Regions from separate parts of the Homo sapiens genome. Here region 2 is linked to region 1. The links are chromatin loops, found by intact Hi-C in ENCODE. Cell type or tissue: IMR-90. All regions are shown on one strand. Each heading gives the region's core, and the rest is flanking DNA. Links, peaks and the distances in the headings are about the cores only.

Evidence for each region. A loop is a pair of places that touch in the nucleus more often than their neighbours do. Peaks named below come from ENCODE experiments on the same cell type or tissue, not always from the same donor. Only the 100,000 strongest peaks of a DNase experiment are listed, where the experiment ranks them.
Region 2: a loop joins it to region 1, with 3 times the contacts of the local background. A loop is called at or near these places in 2 of 110 quality-filtered maps.

The regions. Positions count from the first base shown.
Region 1 is chr4:75,652,689-75,655,608 of GRCh38, reverse strand. It overlaps G3BP2 (G3BP stress granule assembly factor 2), which reads left to right. Exons shown (of 12, transcript NM_203505.3): 7 at 363-543; 8 at 1,528-1,626. Among named protein-coding and RNA genes, the nearest start is that of G3BP2, 19 kb to the left of the region's middle. In IMR-90, for the core only: a CTCF peak has its summit at 1,562 (motif pointing left); no DNase peak of the experiment used is centred there.
Region 2 is chr4:75,973,358-75,976,277 of GRCh38, reverse strand. SDAD1 (SDA1 domain containing 1) reads left to right here. Exons shown (of 22, transcript NM_018115.4): 5 at 283-354; 6 at 434-534; 7 at 2,145-2,202; 8 at 2,887-2,920. Among named protein-coding and RNA genes, the nearest start is that of SDAD1-AS1, 6.0 kb to the left of the region's middle. In IMR-90, for the core only: no CTCF peak of the experiment used is centred there; no DNase peak of the experiment used is centred there.

The DNA.
Region 1 (2,920 bases), core at 308-2,807:
GTTTTATTTAATACAAAAATTGAACATGGCTTGCACCAAAACAGTGGTTCCTTACTGATAATGTAGAGTGTTGAAGACAACACAGAGTAAGCATTTTATTTTTATAAAAGATAAGGTTTATAGTTAGCACTAAAGTAAACATTCTTAGTAATTCAGTTTTGAAATGGTGGGATTAAAGAACTGCTACTTGAGAGTATTATTCCTTCTGTCTTATAGCTCTTTTTGGAATTTTGCTTTGAATACTTTGTAGATCTAGAACAAGTTATTGGCATATAACTAGTTACACCCATTGGATTAGAGAGAAATTGAATTTTTTCTTACTTGAACTCCTACTAAAAAGTGAACTAAATATTTTATTGTAGTAATGGCATAGAGGAGCCTTTGGAAGAATCCTCTCATGAACCTGAACCTGAGCCAGAATCTGAAACAAAGACTGAAGAGCTGAAACCACAAGTGGAGGAGAAGAACTTAGAAGAACTAGAGGAGAAATCTACTACTCCTCCTCCGGCAGAACCTGTTTCTCTGCCACAAGAACCACCAAAGGTTAGATCAAAGAACTCTTTAGACTTACAACATCACATGTTCAAATTTGGTGCTGTTAATGAAGTATGACCTTTTTCTATTATGTTAAATTGTTTAGTAAATTATTTTATGTATATGAAAGAAGCTGTGGGGTTTGTTTGTTACCTGAGAAAATGTTATTGTTTCCCTGCCCCGCAAAATACCCCTCTAAGAGTGAAACTTATAACTTAAGATGAATCCTTGTCTGTATGCATTGTTTAGTAACTTATATGAAATTATTTGGATCCATGTATAGAGCTGTCAGTTGTTCTTTCATTCTGTATTAAATTCTCTGAGCACAGATGCACCAGGAATCATGCAGTTTCCCAACTTAAACAAGTTGGTCTATAATTAAAAGAAGAGATACCTGTTGTTTGTGGTTTAAATGGGATCAGTTTCCTTTCTACACCAATTAAACTATCTTGGAAAGATGAGTGACATCCTTAGTGTATCATGTAAGCCTACCTGAAACTTCTTTTATCTTTCTTCAAAGTCAAAGGTTAAAGTATATTTGAGTGGTGATAGGAGGAGATTCTTTGTTCAATTTGTGAATGTCAGAGTTTCCAGCTAATACTCTCTTCTTTCCTATCCTTCCCTCTCCCGTTAACACCATCACACACCCTATCTTACCCCCAAAGGGGAAATAAATTGTTTCTATTAGGTTCAGGTTTTTCTAGCATGTTTGTTAGTGGTTTTGTTTGCCACTTGCTCATCTACTTAGAGTACGTAGGAACTTGCTTATGGTTTTACTTAGTAGTCAGACAAAAGTTATAAATAAGCTTGCATAATGAGATTTTGAAAGCTGGCACATAGACTGGCATGTGTGTGTGTGCCTTTCTTTTAGGAGTCTTCCAATATAGAGCAATAGTTTAGAAATGAAAAGAAAATATATATTTGGAAGTTTCCCTATAGGAATGTTGGTGGTTTTCCATGATTAGTAGTCTAGGTTTGTTGCATTTCCTGCAGGCTTTCTCCTGGGCTTCAGTGACCAGTAAAAACCTGCCTCCTAGTGGTACTGTTTCTTCCTCTGGAATTCCACCCCATGTTAAAGCACCAGTCTCACAGGTAACCAATCTGTGAACACATTGGATTGTATCCTTGTTACATTGCCAATTGCTTATTTTTAAAATACTTTTAAAAATGAGTCAATCAGAAATTATGGATTAAATATACAAAAAACTTGTATTATATGTCAGTGCACCCACTTTAAATGTCAAATCTCCATTCATCATCTACATAGGTGGTATTTGGGGTTTGGGTGTGTGAAATACAGATTAAGTTGGTTTTTACCAGTATATAATATTGTCATTTAAAAGGCTTCTTAAAATAACAAAAAGAATGTTCCTTTTTCAAAAGCTTCAAATTCTATTTAGCAAAAATATTTTAGGTAAGAAATTCGGAGAGGCACAAAGTAGTGTGGCGTAATAAAGAATCGTTTTTGTTTTTTTTTTTTTTTTTAAAGCAAAAAAAAAAAAAACCAGGAAACTTTTTAACATACGCTGCCTAAGCTCTCAGTGTGTAAGTGGTTCACACCACTTAATTGAAGCCTGTACCAACTTATGACTGTAGTGTTCACCTTAACTGATCATTCTAGTATTCTGCTTTTTGTCTGTTTGTCATCTTACCCATTTCAGAGCTTTCAAAAATGTGAAAATAAGACACTGCCTACCTAAGAAGTTTGTTAGATTTAGTTTAGAATGAACTAAATTCTAATTAAGTTTATCAGCATATAAAGGGTGTCCAATTTTTTCCCTACATTTTGCATTAAACTTCATTCCACTAGAAAATTTATGTTTGAAATGTTAGTATATAAATGTATCTTTTATATGTTCTAAGCAGTGAAATTTTGAGGTTTTAAAAGTAGTAATTTTTAGTTTTTTGGTGTTGGGACACATAATCAGCTACATAAAAGTAGAATACGCCCGTGATACTTTTTTTTTTTTTTCATTTGGGTATTCAGGCAATGCGTGGTTACCCTTATGTAAGATGGTCACCCAGAGTTCCATCTTAACAAAGGAAATTAGTTTGTGCAGTATTGTTTTGTGCTTTTCTACCCATATGAAGACCCAATAAATAACTTTTGGCCCTTCTTTTGGAATCTTCATTTCCTATCAGATTTGGATTTGGAACCTTTGGATTATTTCATTTCAGAGAGTTTAAACAGTTAAAAGTTAAAATAGCTAGTGCTTATGCCTTTGATATGCGCCAAGCATTGTGTGAAGCACTTTTTGTTCATTTTCAGTGAATCCTCACAACCACCCTGTCAGGGTGGGTACTATTGTTTCTGTTTTAGAGATCAAAAAATTGAGGTCTAGAGTAACTCACAGACATTTATGTACATAGTAGGGTTGGGCTTTGA
Region 2 (2,920 bases), core at 203-2,702, 320 kb before region 1:
CTATGAATGTTTGTGTGAACACTGATGTTTTCATTTTCTAGGATATATACCTAGGAGAATTGTGCCGTATTACATTAAACTCCATGTTTAACTTCTTGAGGACAACTTTGCTTTGCTTTGTAGTTGCTTTTTTGTTTGTTTGCTTGGTTTGGGTTTCTTTTGGGATAGAATGAAAAATAGGTAAAATTAAGTCATCCTGTACATTCATACTGTTCTCCAAATTTAGCAAGGTTAAAAATGTTGGTTAGGTTTAATGTATATATTTTTGTTTCTTTTCCTCAGACTTTATACACACATATTGTGACTGATATCAAGAATATAAATGCAAAACACAAGAACAATAAAGTGAATGTAGTAAGTACTCTTCTGTCTTCCATGTTTGCAGCATTGTACCATCAGTGCATTAAGTCTTCTTTCTCCTCCTTTTCTGCAGGTATTGCAAAATTTCATGTACACCATGTTAAGAGATAGCAATGCAACCGCAGCCAAGATGTCTTTAGATGTAATGATTGAACTCTACAGAAGGAACATCTGGTAGTGTATATATATTTGTCTCTTGAGAAGTAGACTCTTTTTTCATTTGTAATTAATACAGAGCACATATACAAATACTTTTCTTGAGCTTGAGCTCTTTAATATACTTATGTCATAGATTTAAGTTGGAAGTAAAAATAGAGGCAATTCAAATGACTAATGACATTGGTTATCATTTCTTGAGCAGCTACTGAGGTCGGGCACTTTGACATGACCTCACTTAGAACAACTTGAGAACAGAAGATGTAGCTTATCTGGAATTATCCCCATTTTATAAGTAATGACATGGAAGTTCTTAGAGTTAGTAAAAGTTTAGCTATTAAGAGGCAGAGCTGAAATTCAGACCCAGATCTAACTGACTCCAAAATCTGTGCTCTCTCTTCTGCCGCTCTGAAGATTTTCAAGTCAATTCATCCTATTTATATAAAATATCATGCTTCGTACACTTCAGTTTGTTGATACAGTGTCCCTAACTCATTTCTTTTGCTTTTCTTATTGACTAACATTTTTTTACTATAAAAGTAATATTCATTACAGCAGAAAATTTGGAGAAATTTAAAAAGTGGTTTTAATCAATTACTGTTAGTATTTATGGTATTTCCACCCAGTCTTTTTTGTTTAATGTGAATTTTTAAATATGGTTGAAATTTTTCTGTATTACAGTTTTTATTTTTTTTAATTTTTATTTATTTATTAATTTTTTTTGAGAAAGTCTTGCTCTGTCACCAGGCTGGAGTGCAGTGGCATGATCTTGGCTCACTGCAACCTCTGTCTCCTGGGTTCCAGCGATTCCCCTGCCTCAGCCTCCCGAGTAGCTGGGACTACAGGCATGCACCACCATGCTCGGCTAATTTTTTTTGTATTTTAGTAGAGACGGGGTTTCACCATGTTGGCCAGGATGGTCTCAATCTCCTGACATCGTGATCCACCCGCTTCGGCCTCCCAAAGTGCTGGGATTACAGGCGTGAGCCACTGCGCCCGGCCTATATATTATAGTTTTTAAATTCTCGATTATTTTTGTTTGTTTGTTTTTTTGAGACAAAGTCTTGCTCTGTTGCCCAGGCTGGAGTGCAATGGTGTGATCTTGGCTCACTGCAACCTCCGCCTCCTGGGTTCAAGCAGTTCTCGTGCCTCAGCCTCCCAAGTAGCTGGAATTACAGGCACATGCCCAGCTAATTTTTTGTATTTTGTGTAGAGATGGGGTTTCACTATGTTGATCAGGCTGGACCGGAACTCTTGGCCTCCAGTGATCTGCCTGCCTTGGCCCTCCAAAGTGCTGGGATTACAGGAATGAGCCACTGTCCCCGATCTTCTCAGTTGTTGTTTTTTTTTTTTTTTTTTGCACTTGACTAGCTTCCTACGTCATTAAAAATTCTTTAAATAGTCTGTCTTAATGGCTGCAAATTTTGTCGTAAGTCTGGGCTAAAATCTGATGAAATGTTTTACCTGTGGTTAAGTAATTTAGCAACTCGTATCTTTTTAAAATATTACAACTGGGAATTCTAGTACGTCACAAACATTTGTTATATCATTTATTTTGTGCCATTGTCTGTGCTATGAAATACAGTAGAATGAAAATTTACTTCAAAGCATTCATTGTCTTCCCCCAGGAATGATGCAAAAACTGTCAATGTTATCACAACTGCATGTTTCTCTAAGGTCACCAAGGTGAGCACCTATAGGGCTGTGTGTAAGCTCTGTCTGTGGATGGTCTGCTTCTGCATGCAGTTAGAAGAAAGCATCACTCAGCATAAACTGCATGCCTGCACACCAGGCATGCAGTTAGAAGTAAGCATCACTCAGCATAAACTGCATGCCTGCACACCAGGCATGCAGTGATGTGCAGGCATGCAGTTTATGTTAAGTGATGCTTTCTTTGTTCCTATACTGCTTTCCTGGGTCATCTGAACTTTAAAAGAGTCAATAGAATTATGAGTTTTTAAATTGCTATGTAATAAATGATAGCCTCAGTGGTTTTTTACTGTTTTCTCCTGTGATTCTTGACTTCCGTTGGGCTTCGGCACTGCTAAAAGAAATTTAAGGTCAATGTTTGACTTTTGTCTGTTAGAAGAACTGCAATGTCACTTTTCTTATAGGGGATGTAGAAATTCTCGACAGTCTTGAAGGATAACTATATAGAGCCTAGCAGTTTTTATCTAGTTTTTAAAATTATTTATTAGAGAAATAACATAAAACAACTTTTAATTAAGAAAAAATGAACAAAAATCCCACCACTCTTTGAATTTGTTCTTCAGATCTTAGTTCATGCACATGTATAAAGCATACTCAAAAGGATTTATTCTTTATTTTAAGCTGAATCAAGTAGCTGACTTTTTTCTCATTGGTGTTTAGATATTAGTTGCCGCTTTGACATTCTTTCTTGGGA